Regions from separate parts of the Homo sapiens genome. Here all the other regions are linked to region 3. A link is a contact called in ENCODE Hi-C or POLR2A ChIA-PET data. All regions are on one chromosome and are shown on one strand. Each heading gives the region's core, a stretch centred on a gene start or an enhancer-like site at or near the end of the contact. The rest is flanking DNA. Distances are from core to core; before and after follow the strand shown.

Region 1 (3,245 bases), core at 177-2,676, 720 kb before region 3:
GGGAGCTGTCCATGGTGGCGTCGCGCCTGGGCACGCAGAGCCGCCGGCTCCCCGCCCTCGGGCGCGCCCTGGATCACTTTCCAGACCGCAGGGATGGAGAGACGCGCTCCCCGGCTCACCGTCCCTGGTATGGGGCTGCAGCCAGGCACTGGCTCACACATCAGAAGATTAGTTTTTAAAGGGAGCTCTCACCTGTGGGTAGCGTTGGCTGCTTGGAGAAGGACTCAGGACCTCAAACCCGGCAGCTGGCGGAACTCCTGGGACTGCCGTAGCGTCCGACCCTTGGGGAACAGCGGCTGTCGCAGAGAGTGTCTGCGGCTGAGGACCCAGGGCGCACAGCGCTCCTCTCTCATGAGCACACGCATCCCTTGGGGTCCATTCCAGAATGTCACTGGCCTTCGTTCCCAGAGCGGCGAGCTGGAGACCTGGCCAGCGTTCTGCCAGGACTCTCTGCCTTTCCTCACAACCTAACGCGACCTTTCTTGGAGCCGACGTCCTTTGCCAGGGACCACCAGACCTTCTTCCAGCGATGCCACGTTTGGAGTCTCAGTCTAAACATCAGCAGAGCCCCCCGGGTTCATCTAACATTGCAATTGCCTCAGCTCGGCCCCGCGCCAGCGCGTCGCTGGGTGCCTAGCGCTGTCCCGGAGGCACTGGGAGGCGAGGGAAACTGGGAGGAAGAGCGTGCTGAGGCAGGAGCAGCAGGGCGCAGACCTGTTGCTAGGCGCACGCCCGCTAGAGCTCGGCGTGAGCTGGCTCCCAGTCGGCAGGACACCGAGACCTGACCCTTGTGGTACTCCCTCCTCGGCGAGACACTCTCCCGGGCGCAAGCCCCCGGTGCCATTCAGAAGGGGGAAAATCTACGGAAAGCAGGAGTCTGCCCCCTCTGGATGCCCTCTGGGGACTCCAGCGCCCCCCGGCACCTGCAGCTTGTAAAGCATCACAAGATCTCAGAGAAATCCCACAGAGGACAGTGCCAAGAGCGTGTGCCCATCAACAGACGCATGGACAAACAGACAGATAGAGGTAGACTGCACAGCACAGGGTGGACAGACAAACAGAAACTGAGGCGGGTAACGTTTACCCTGTGCCGGGTGGAGGCGCGGGCCCCCACTTCTTACCTCTCTTCCGTGGCATGGGCCGTCAGCTCATCCCTGACGCCCCCAGCCAGGCCCTCTTACCTCTGGGTCTGTAGCCGAGACAGTGTCACGCCTCGCGGGCCAGGAGCGCAGCGGCCCCGGACGTCTGGTCGCTGACCGCCAGGCGCCGCGAGCTCCCGGGGCGTGGGCAAGCGGAGTGGTAGCTAGTCTGGGAAATCTGGGTTCAGACCCTGGCCGCGCTCAGCCCCGCTGGCTCCCCGCGCCGCTTGCGCTCGCCAGGCTCTGTCCGATAGCACCGCGCTGGGCTCTGCTTGAGCGCTAGCTCCCCGGCCCTCAGCCGAGAGGCCGCTTTTATAGCCACTTTTACTGACTCCTCCCCCGAGGAGCCCCTGACGCCCGCGCGGCACCGAAGCTCCCTCCCTCGCCCCCCGATGAAACTTCCCTCCACGCGCCCCCGCCTTGCCCAAGTGGGGCGGGGGCCCTGTGCCCGGGCCGGACCGGGGCGGGCTCTGGCGGCGGCTCTGGGAGACGCAGACCTGAGCCCGCGGAGCCCGGGTGCGCAGAGTCCCGCCCGCAGCAGCCAGGTGAGGGCGCTGGAGGCCAGGACTCGGTGGAGCGGCCGCGGCGGACCGCGGAGAGCAAGTCCCCGGGCCTCCAAGGAGCCAGGGTCGCCCGTGCCCCGCTCGCGCCCCGGGGCGCCCTCCGAGGCAAAGAGGCAGTGGAGGACAGGAGAAAAGGTCTGCGCCTGCCACAGAATCGCCGCGAGTCGGGGTCCCAGGCTAAGTCTCAGGATCTCTTTTTAACTCAGCAGCAAAAGAGTAGCCCGAGAAAGAGATTTTGGTATTGGCCTAGCAGTTAATCCGAGAGGAAGATGCTTGGGTGTTCACTGAAAGGCACCTTGGTTTGAAACTGGATTCAGACATGCCAGTTACAACTGTGTACAGGATCTTAACCCCTCCCAGTCTCAGTTTCCTCATCAGGAAAATGGGTTCTGTGATGCTTCCTCACTAGAATGGTGAGGCTTAAATGAGATCAGGAAAGTCCAAGTTCTAAGCACATAATAGGTGCTTGGTAAGTTAGAAACATTCCCTGTGGGTAGGAGGGCTCTGTGCCTCTTTAACTGGACAGGCCAAAGTTCTGAAGGGTCAAAGCAAGAAGGTGCGGCTGGTCTAGACATTCCCTCGCGGGAGGAAACAGTACCAGTAGGAAAAGTTCATCACAACACATCCCTAGGGCATATGGAGTCTCCTCTCAACTCTGCCGCTAACCTACTGTGTGACCAGGGCCAGCTACTTCCCCTGTCTGAGCCTCAGGGTGGTTTTTTTGCAGGGAGGTGAGGAGTGTTTGTTTTTCTTGTTTTGTTTTAATCTGTAAAATGAGGGCGTTGATACCTGCTCTCTGCCTCTTCCACCTTTCAGAGTGTGACTCAGCCCCCTTTCCTGGTTAGCAGAGGCCTCCTAGAATATACATTTCTTTCTTCCTTCCTGCCAGTGTTCTCTGAGAACCAGCTCCTCAGGCAAGGTCTCCATTCTGTGTAGTACACACTAGCTCCGGGACTCTAGGTCTGGACTTTAAGGCCAGGCTGTGGTCGGCAGAAGCTGTGGAAGTCTGTGATCACATCTGGGCTGAAGCAGAAGCCTTTGTCACCTGGTTAAACTGGGAAGTCCTGCAATCCACCTCTAGGCCTCTTCCAGAAAGCGGAACTTGATCCTTACTGGGGGTGGTGGTCAGGATTCTCAGCCCTTCTTTGATTTATTGGGAAGTAATGAACTGGATCCAATGGCAAGCCCTCCTCCCCAACCTTTTCTTTCCAGCCGAATAAAATGGAGCCCCCCCGACCCAGGGCCCCTCTCCCCAGTCCTCACCATGATTCCTGTTTATGTTTTTCTTCCTTAAGGAGCTCCCAGAAACCAGACCCACAAAGAGTTGTGTGTTAGGGGTTTGGGGGTGCTGGGCATTTGGCCCAAATGGAGAAAGGTCGACCTTGAATCAGCCTGGCTTGGCACGACATGCAGGATTTTCCATCAACAGACAGTAGATTTGAGGCCTGAGTGGAGCCAGGTAGCTCTCTGGTGAGGGGCTGGCTCCACAGCCATCTGGGAGATGAAGTGGTAAAGGCAGGGTCCTGTCTAGGGATGGGCCCTG
Region 2 (3,174 bases), core at 660-3,159, 640 kb before region 3:
CAGGAGGGCATAAACATGCAACATAGAGCAAATATTAAGTACTTCCCTGTTGGACAAGCCATTTTCCCAGACAGGCAAGGAGTCACTTAGGAACATATGCGTGAGTACGAATGAAAAAAAAAAATCATTAACGTTGGTGATGTGCATAAGCAAACAGGTTTTAGATAAAAACTATAGAAGGGTCCATGGCGACAATAATGCCCGGTGTACTTCCTCTGGGGACTCTTTCATCTGAAGAAATCAAATCTCATCATAGACATGGCCTCAGGTTATTTTCACCATCACTGCTATGAGGCAGGTCGGAAAGGTCACAGATACCCAAACTGGAGCACAAACAGGTAACCTGACCTGCACATGTATAAGACTTTTGTCTAATAGTGAATAAAAGTCAGGTTTTTGGTTTGCTTGTTATAAAACAACCAGGTCTAACCCCTAAACCATGCCCCCAGTTTGTGCCTGGCTCACAGATGGCCCACCCTAAACACTTTTCAGTCCTTCTGTGAATGCTAATTTAAGGTCAGAGATTTCCCAGCCCCTGCAAGTTTCAAACTTATCCTGGACTGTTATGGAGGCCGTGTGGAAGGTGCCAGGCCCACAGCTACCAGCTAACTTCCTGCCCCACAGTGCCACTACTTTGCCCCACCAGGAGGCAAACTCCCCGCTCCACCTGACGCTCCAGCTGTTTCCAAGGTTGCCCAGACATTGTCCTGCCCGCACTTTACAACCAGAAAGTCTTTTAGAGGCCATCCTGTCTCGCCCACTGACTTTACAGGGAAGGAAACTGAGTCTAGAAACCCATGTGCCTTGCCCAAGGTCACTTCAGCTCGTACAAACGAAACTCGAACCAAGTTGTTTCTTTCTGCCCGGTACTTAAGCACCCACACTCTGCCACTCGCGGTGACCGGAGCCACAAAAGACCCAGCCGGTGGGCCGGCGACACACAGGCGAGCCAAAGCAGGCAAAATTCTCTGAGTCCGAGCTCTCCAGGAACCTGAAGGCTGGCGCGGTTTTTGGAGAGGGTGGGAGCAAGCCAGGGTGGGACAAGAAAAGCGAATTTACGGCGGCCAAGGGGCTCTCCGCTGGCCCTCAGCCCCGGAGGAGGGGCCCCTCTCCTGGCAGGCCGCCCCAGGGGCCCCAAGAGACCCCCACCCCGCCTCCCCACAGCTGGAAGTCAGGCCTGGCGACCCCGGCAGGCTCACCGGGTGCGCAGCGCCTGCCACGCGGCGTCGATGTCGGCGTAGAGGTTCTTCTCGGAGGGCTTGCCCGAGCTGACGCCGTATCCCGAGTAGTCGTAGGAGAAGATGTTGCAGTTGATGCGGGAGCCGAGGCCAATGTAGAAGCTGCACATCTGGCCCAGGTCCACGGCGTTGCCGTGCGAGAAGAGCAGCGTGTAGCGGCTGGAGGGCGCGCAGCGCACGAACATGCAGCCGAGCCGGTTGTCCCGGGCCGTGCGCGAGAAGAAGACCTCGACGGCGTCCAGCTCGCGCTGCGAGTACTGCCAGTCGGCGCGCTCGCTGAGGTGCAGGCTGCACGCACCGGGCCCCGCGCCCGCGCCCTCCTCGGGCTGCTGCGGTGCCGGCTGGGCCGCGGCGGCGGCGGCGGTAGCCTGGGCCGGGGCCGGGGCGGACGCGCCGGCGCCGCGCTGCTCCGGCGCCAGCACCGTGTAGGTGGGCTCGGGCGGCAGGAAGGCCAGCTTGGCGGCGATGCGGCTCGGGCAGGGCGGGCAGCAGAAGAGCCAGCACAGCTCACCCAGCGAGAAGCCGTTCATCCTGGGGCCTGGCTCGGGCATCGGGACGGCCTGGTGCCCGCCGCCGGCCCGGCTGGCTGGCTGGCTGGCTGGCCCGGGAGGACGGAGGACGGACGCGCGGCGAGGGAGCTGGCAGGCGAGCGCGGAGGGCGGCTGCAGCCCGCCCGCCCGGCGGCAGGAGGAGGCGGAGGCGGAGGAGGGCAGGAGGCGGGGCCGGCCCGGCGGGCGCGGCGCTCGGAGCCCGGGCGGGTCAGCGGCGGCCCCGGAACCCAGGCGAGGCGCGGGCGGCCCGGGCCCGCGCGCGGCACACAAAGCCGGCGGCGGCGTCCATGGCCGGCTCGTGCGCGCCGCCCCCCGCTCCCGTTCCCGCTCCCGCACGCCCGCCGCCGCCGCCGCCGCCGCCGCCACTTCCGGGTTACCGCGCGGCGGCGCCGCCGCTGGGACGCGGCGCAGAGCCGGGCATCGGGGCGGGGCGCTGCGGGCAAGGGCGCGGGCACCTTCCCCGGCCTGGGAAGCACCTTCTCGACCTGCGGCCGACGGGGGCTTCCAGGCGGCTCCGGGGCCCGGAGAAGCTGGGTGCCGGGGCTGGGGGCTCTGCGCCCGGACAGCTGGGCCGATCTGCAGAGGGGACCCTGGAGGGGGTGCATGTGTCCCGGGGTGGACCGCTCCCCTCCCCTCCCCCTGGGATTCCCTCCCCCAAATCCAGGTTTCTCCCGTGGATGGAGGTTCTTGGGAGTCTACTGAAAAGGAAACTAAGGGGTGGACAAGAGTTGGAATGTGCCCGAAATATTTGGCTCTCGTGTGTGCTGCTTTCTGAACTGGCTCAGTACCAAAAGTTCTCAGCACCGTAAGGGGTACCGGGGTTGTGGGATAGGGTGGTCATCAGTGTGTTTCTTATTAGGAGAGGCTGTTTCTGTATAGGTAGCAACAGCGTTTCCTTTCTAAGGGCATGGTTTTACCCTTAGTACATTTCTGTATCTATAAAAGTCAGCTGTTAGAACAGGAGGGTACTGTATTTAGCAACAAACCATGTTGAGGTTGTCATTTCTAATCCCACGTGTGGCAGATTTTCCGGTAGTAAGTATATACTAGGTATCGTTTACAGTGTTTGTGTCTCTAGAGTTGTTTTGGGTCCAGGATTTTTCAGTGGTCTTAGTCATGAACGATTCTTATACTGCTTTAAATCTACTGTAATCTTGGCAGCCACCTTTACATGATTTTTCAAATATAACTCTCGGTGCCTTGAAACTGTGCTCTGGTGCCAGTTTCCACAGAGCCTTCTATACTTCCTTTTTCCCGCCTGATTTGGCAGCTGAAGAATTCCCTTTCAGGAACTGACAGGAGATACCCTTCCTGGACTGCCAGCAGGGCAGCTAGAGACTGGGAGGTTGGCACAATCCCTACGCTGGGTCTGTTGTTTTAACTCA
Region 3 (3,087 bases), core at 395-2,894:
ATTTGAAGTGTAAAACGTGTAAGTTCTGACATATGCATACACCCAAAAAGTTATCACTACAAGATAATAAATCCACCGACCCCTGTATTTTCTCCTGCACATTTGTGATGTCTCCCTTTAAACACATTTTAAAACGTAAAAAAGTAAAAATAAAAAAGACAACTTGTTTTGGAAAGCTAAACGTGCATATTTTGCAAAACATTTCCCCTAGGGCTCTGGAGAAACTATACACAACTCAGAAAGTGCCTTAAAATTGGTGACATGGTTACCGAACAACTAACCTTAAAAGTTTATGGTATTTTACACTTTTAAAAAATCAAATTCCGATTTCGGTTTGAAAGAGGAATTTAATCCTGTTTCTCGGAGCTTCAAAATCATTAATTCTGCCCGGCTTTTTTTTGAGACGGAGTCTCCCTCTGTCGCCAGGCTGGAGTGCAGTAGCGCGATCTTGGTTCACTGCAACCTCCGCCTCCCGGGTTCAAGCGATGCTCCTGCCTCAGCCTCCCAGTAGCTGGGACTACCGGCGCCCGCCACCACACCCAGCTAATTTTTGTATTTTTAGTAAAGACAGGGTTTCACCATGTTGGCCAGGATGGTCTCGATCTCCTGACCTCGTGATTAGTCCGCGTCGGCCTCCCAAAGTGCTGGGATTACAGGCGTTGAGTCACCGCGCGTGGCCAATTCTGCCCAGTTTTTATGGCCCAACAACTTAATATAAATTATCTTTAGGTAACCCCAAGGTCCTAACTTCCTCACAACTGGTTACAACTTCCGAGATGTGAAGGTAAATCATAGCGTCCCAACTGTGTAGGATAGTTAGCACGTGACTTAAAAACCAAGTTAAAAAGATTTCAAACACAATATTCTTTCATACTTTTTTAGGTAGCTAAAACTTAAATATAACTATTTCAAAAAAGCAGACAAAAAATTTAGAATCCTAAGCAAGCTAAACCCAAGCAGGAAAAAAAGAGACCAATTCCCTTCCCGGTGCCAGTCAGGAGTTGGAGACACCGGGCTGCCTCCGGCTGGTTTCTGAAAAACGCCGCAGGTGGAAAAACATCCCGAAGAGGACCTGAGACTCGGAGGAGGCGGGGAACTGACGCGCCCCAGTGTGCCCGGGGCCCTTCCGACCCCCGCCAGCCAACCGCTCGCAACCCGCTCGGGGCGGCGCGCGTCGCGGCCTCCGCGGCCCTGAAGAACTGAGGCTCCCGACCCCAGCGCGACCACCCTGACAGGAAGCGGCCCCCGGCCGCGGGCGCCCGCGCGCCGTCTGAGGTGAACCCGCCGATCTCCGGCCCCCACCCCCGGAGCCGGGAGTCCTCGCCCTCTCGCCCGCGGCCCCCGCGGGCCCACCACCTGCTGCGCCGGCCGGCCGCCCTCCGCTTCCGGCTCTCGGGCGCCGGGAGGGGCCGGGGGCGGGCCTCGCCTAGCTGCAGCCGGGTGGGGGAAGGGAGCAGGCGGGGGAGGGGCAGCGCCGGGCAAGCCGGGCCCCGCGGGCCGCGCTCCTCACCTGGCGGCGGGTCTCTCCGCCTGACACGCTGCGCGCCGCCGCCGGTAGCCGCCGGTGAATGGGTACAGGTAATGCCGCCGAACCCCTGCTTGCTCCGGCTCCGCCACCGCCGGCCCCTCCGTCCGCTGTTTATTAAACTTTTCTGTTTGGTTGTTCGGCCTATGACGCGACCGCGGAGGAGAGCCACTGGATTGGCCGGCTCCCGCGGCTGACGCGCGGGCCCCGCCCGCCCGCTAATTATTACCGGCGCGGGCGGGGCCGCAGGCCGGAGGAGGCGGGGAGAGGCGGGGTCAAGGCTCGGAGCGCACGGCAATTGGCCGGAGGCAGGAAAAGAGGCGGGGCGGAGCGAAAGGAGATGCTCCTCCGCCTTCTGCACCTCCAGTGTCCCTTGCTCCACTGCCCTCTCTGGGGCGCTTCCCGCCGCGGTTTCTCTACCTCCAATAGCTACGGGAAGGCGATTAAGAGGTGCCGCGGAGACTTTAAGGGCTTGGTTATGTAGGTTCAGGTACCTTTGCCACCTCGCAGGGAATGGCGTGTCCCTGTCTTGGACTGAGGCACCAAAAAGAGTTGCACTCCACCTGCCACTTGTGCAGGAAGGAATTCTGAGCTTCTGTCTTCCCATGCAGGCCGGCGCCTCAGTCTGCAAGCGCAAAGTCCGAGCTCAGGGCGCATACTGGAAAGCAGTTCTCTGCCCTGTCCTGAACTGGGACTTGGAAATAGAAGCAAGACGAGAAGCGTGCATGCACACGTGTGCAATACATACATGCACAGGCACAAGCACCCCCAGTTCCAGCCTGTTCCAAAAGCACGGGGTCAGTTCCCACCTGCGTGGTGCACGCTGGGCTGCTGCGCTGGAACTAGGGGTGATAGGCAGAATGGCTCCCCCTGAAGTTTTTCAGCCTTCGTTCGGGCTCACGAGCATCACGAGCAGGAAGTACGTGACACTTTAGTTCGAGGTCATTCAATCCTATTGTGAATGAGGAGTTCCGTTAGGGCATCCAGGTAGGCGAGCCCAGTCCTGAGAATCCTCTTTATTTTAAATGTTGGTATTTTGTTATTCATGGATTTTTTTTTTGCATTAATTTTAATTTTAAAAAATAAAAATGTTATTCATCTTGATCACTTAGTTTTTTGGTGCTCCCTTAAATGTTGTGCCTGAAGTGAGTACCTGTTGAGCATTTAGCAACACAGAAGTCACCTTGGGGAGTACAGTTTAAGTGGAGGACAAAAGCCTGATTGGAATGGTAATAAAACCTACTTGTTAGGCTATTTGTGGGGGTTAAATAACATAATATGTGTGAAAGAGCTTCTTGAACTAGCAAGGTTATGCGTCAAGTCTTACGGATTTTGTCTTAAATGTATTTTTCTTCCGATTCTTGTCCAGTTTATCGTTGTATTAACTCCAGCACCTAACCCAGTTGGATTTTCATATGCAGTTATTATGAATTTGCAGAAATTGGGTTTACATGACCTTTACTGCTTTCCTTTGTTCCAGATTCGTTCTGGGAGATTGAGAGATTATAGTATTGCATTGTGACGTGGAATGCAGACAGACCACTGTCACTTACTAGCTTTGT
Region 4 (3,095 bases), core at 467-2,966, 940 kb before region 3:
TCAGCGACACCACCAGGTCGCCCAGCTCCACCAGGCTGTCCCCCGCCTCCCCGAAGCGGCCCATGTTGAGCTGGCTCTGCACGTCGTGGGTGAGGATGGAGAGCCCCTTGGTGCGCGCGATGATGGTGTCCCGGCACTGCTCGAAGGACTCGGCGCCGGCACCAGAGGAGGCGGGGCCCTCGAAGAGCACGGGCCGCGCCTCGCTCGACAGCAGCAGCAGGTCAGCCACCAGCTGCATCTTGCCCTTGCAGTGGTCGCAGACGGATACCAGCCTCTTCCGCGGCTGCGAGCTGGCCCCGCCGATGGCGCTCGCAGGAGCCGGAGAAGCCGCCTCGCCAGTGGGCTTCCCGGCGCTGCCGCTAGCCATCGCGCCCGGGGGGCACTGGCATGCCGCTGGGGAGCCCGCTACCACCGCCGCTGCCGCGGCCACTGCCGCCGCCCCGGCGGCCGTCGCGACTCAGCTGGCCAAGGCCGCGGTGCCTTCCCCGCACCATCATGCCATCCACCGCCGCGGGCAGAGGGCACTGGGCTGCGGCGGCGGGAGCCCGGGCGGCGCGGGGTGGGCCCGAGGGCGAGAGAACGCGGAAGGCTCTTCGGGGCAAGGGGAGGGGCTGCAGCTTTCGGCCTCCTAGAGGGCTTGCAGGAACCATGAACCGGGGCAGAGCAAACTCACTGTCCGCGCTCCTCGTCGCCGGGCTGCCAGGAAAGTCCCTTCTGCTGGTTCGCCGCCGCCGCCGCCTTCTTGGGCATGGCCTGGCGCGGCCCTCGGAGCGGGGAGGGCGGGACGGGGAAGCTGGGAGTTGTCCTTCCTTCCTTCCTTTCTTTGAAATCAAAATCCTTTCCTCGGGGAGGAGCGCGGGAGGCAGCTCAGGCGGGCTGTGCTGTCAGCCGCCGCGCTCGAGGCCACCTCGGGCTCGGCGGCGCACGTGGGCTTCAGGCGCCGTGACCCCACCAGGCGGCACTTCCCCGCGACGGCGGCCGGGGCTGGCTCTCTGGGACGCGCGGCCGCCCCGGGCGCATCTCCTGCCTCCAGCTCTTGGGAAGCGGCGCCGGCGGCAGCGGGGCAGAGGGTGTGGCCGGCACTGTCGCGGCCGCGCCGAGTCAGAGTCGGGCGGGAGCCTGCACTGATTGCGCACAGCGGCCGCCCGGATCGCGCTCAAGCTCTCGCCCGCCCGCCACACGCCCGGGCGTGCCGAGCACCACGGCGGCCCCTTCCCGCCTCGCCGGTTCACAGAGCGCGGCCCGGCGCCGCGGCGGCACGCCCTCCCAGACCGCGCGCCCGGCGGCCCGGCGCTGGCTGTCTACGCAAGTCCATCCCTGTCGCCTCGTCTGGGGCCCGCAGCAGCTGAGCTCTCCCGAGGCCCCGGGCCCCGCGCATCGGACGCCCCTGCACGAGTCTCCCTGCCACCGGGCCAACTCAGAAGGTCCCCGCGGCGCTGCGGCAACCGGCCCGGGCCCCGGCTCCTGCCATTTTTGTCAACCGCCAACTTCCGAGCGAGCGGGCAGAAACTGAAAGGAAGGGCGGGGGCCGAAAGGCAGAGGGGAAAACACCCGCTTCCTCTCCGCGCGCGGCTTCACCTCGGAGCGCGGCCGTGGCTGCGCCGCCGCCCGCAGGGGCTGCCGGAGGCTTTTCCTGTTCCCGTCCGCGCCTCGCCCCCGGGCTCGCCGCCGCCGCCGCCTCGGCCGTAACCTCCCTGGAGCCTATAGAAATCTTTTGTGTGGCGTCACCGCCTTTCGTTTAAATCCCGCTTCCTCCTCTCGCCCTTCCTCCCGCCCCCTCCGCCGCTCCCGGATGCTTGCGCGATGCGCTGCTCCTCCCCCGGGAAGCTGGGTGGCTGCGGGGGACGCCGCCGCCCAACGCGGACGCTGCCGGCGTGGGGCCGGTGGTCCTGAACTCCCCCGTGGTCCTGGGCCGAGAGACTGGGGGAGCGGACAGGGGAAGGCCTGCTCCGGCCCGGGGGCTCTGCGCACACCCATGGGAGACCGGGGCGCAGCCGCCCGCGGGCCTTACGTAAGCTCTTAGCCGGACCAGGGGGCTCCACGCTTCCTCCCCGCCAAGAGAGCAAGTCTAAAAGGTGACCTGGCTTCTGGGCTGAAGGGAGGAGGACACTGGATTTCGGCCCCTGGTGATTTGCTGGGGCCGGTGGGTCGTCTCGGTCTGCGCGACTTCGCCCGGTTTTCCAACGCCCCCTGCCCTTTGTTGTGTTTGATCCACTTCCACGATGGGTTTCCGACCAGCAGTGCAGTGTAACGAAAAGAGGAAAAGAGCACTGGATGGGGAGTCCGAAGAGTGGTGCTAGATGCCTGCCCGTTCCTCCCTTGAAATACGCCTTATGCAGTGAGAGCGCGGGTTCTGAAGCAGATTTCCTAGGATCAGCCTTTCTCAAGCCATTTATGAGTTCCATGACATTGTTCAAGTTCTCTTTCCAAGTATCCGTCTTCTCTTCTAGAAATTAGAGATTGTGCACAGGCTGCTTGAGTACTTGGTTCCTAAACAGTAGCTGTTAGAATTATTATGAGCCCTGATCAGCGCACTTTGCCCTCTCATAACGTCTATTTATTCGTCTGTATAATGGAATAATAGTGGCTGCTGTTAAATGAATTAAATACGACGGCGTTTGGAGGGAAACATTACTACTCCAGTTTTACAGATAAGGAAACTGATGATCAGGTGCTTGAAGTGACTTCCGAAGATCAGGAAGACAGCATATGGCAGGGACAGGAACCCACGCCTACGCCCCAGCCTCTTTTTACCGAACCTTGTTCTTCAGGAAGTGGTTAAAACACCTGGGCTACTCCCAGCAAAACGCCAGTCACGCAGTCCTGAAACAGGTCCTCTAAGGTGCCCAGCCCAACACAGGCTGGGCGTGCTGAGCCAACAGAATGTTTGTTCCTCTGTCCCTTCCTAGAACCCCAAGTCACCTTTCTCCAGCCAGTTAAAAACGTTACTTTTAACTAGGATGACGTTTCAATTTATCGGCCATATCCAAGCATTTCTGAGAATGAACTGTGAGACATGCTATTAATAAATTAACCATGAACAGCAGGTTCAAACCTGGATGGATAGTCATCCTACTTATAACTGAAAGTATCCT

What was found. Hi-C counts contacts between places; a loop is a spot of excess contacts on that map. ChIA-PET counts read pairs that join two places held with the same protein, here RNA polymerase II (POLR2A). Pooled maps may share reads with other maps.
Region 1: a loop to region 3 is called in a map of chondrocyte, with 7 times the contacts of the local background. The contact joins the promoter of CEMIP here to the promoter of ZFAND6 in region 3. A Hi-C loop is called at or near these places in 1 of 168 maps with a recorded cell type or tissue (chondrocyte) and 1 of 50 pooled maps. POLR2A ChIA-PET finds 5 or more read pairs at or near these places in 1 of 52 experiments (activated CD4-positive, alpha-beta T cell).
Region 2: a map of CD8-positive, alpha-beta T cell shows a loop between it and region 3 (22-fold over the local background). The contact joins the promoter of ABHD17C here to the promoter of ZFAND6 in region 3. A Hi-C loop is called at or near these places in 1 of 168 maps with a recorded cell type or tissue (CD8-positive, alpha-beta T cell) and 8 of 50 pooled maps. POLR2A ChIA-PET finds 5 or more read pairs at or near these places in 1 of 52 experiments (HEK293T).
Region 4: a loop to region 3 is called in a map of CD4-positive, alpha-beta T cell, with 6 times the contacts of the local background. The contact joins the promoter of TLNRD1 here to the promoter of ZFAND6 in region 3. A Hi-C loop is called at or near these places in 6 of 168 maps with a recorded cell type or tissue (CD4-positive, alpha-beta T cell, CD4-positive, alpha-beta memory T cell, CD8-positive, alpha-beta T cell and 2 more), 1 of 37 single-sample maps with no recorded cell type and 18 of 50 pooled maps.

What each region holds. Positions count from the first base shown.
Region 1 is chr15:80,777,551-80,780,795 of GRCh38, reverse strand. It overlaps CEMIP (cell migration inducing hyaluronidase 1), which reads right to left and starts at 1,426. Exons shown (of 30, transcript NM_001293298.2): 1 at 1,182-1,426. RefSeq lists an enhancer at 399-904 and a silencer at 1,525-1,804.
Region 2 is chr15:80,694,045-80,697,218 of GRCh38, reverse strand. ABHD17C (abhydrolase domain containing 17C, depalmitoylase) reads right to left here and starts at 1,909. Exons shown (of 3, transcript NM_021214.2): 1 at 1,200-1,909. The coding sequence starts at 1,789. RefSeq lists silencers at 1,086-1,145, 1,566-1,615, 1,706-2,125, 2,146-2,255, 2,276-2,435 and 1 more and an enhancer at 1,306-1,375.
Region 3 is chr15:80,058,233-80,061,319 of GRCh38, reverse strand. It overlaps ZFAND6 (zinc finger AN1-type containing 6), which reads right to left and starts at 1,644. Exons shown (of 7, transcript NM_019006.4): 1 at 1,511-1,644. RefSeq lists silencers at 1,072-1,941, 1,638-1,966.
Region 4 is chr15:80,999,544-81,002,638 of GRCh38, reverse strand. TLNRD1 (talin rod domain containing 1) reads right to left here and starts at 1,716. Exons shown (of 1, transcript NM_022566.3): 1 at 1-1,716. The coding sequence starts at 367. It overlaps LOC128071545, which reads right to left and starts at 497. Exons shown (of 1, transcript NM_001414893.1): 1 at 360-497. The coding sequence starts at 497. The coding sequence ends at 360. RefSeq lists silencers at 419-548, 899-1,358, 1,399-2,088.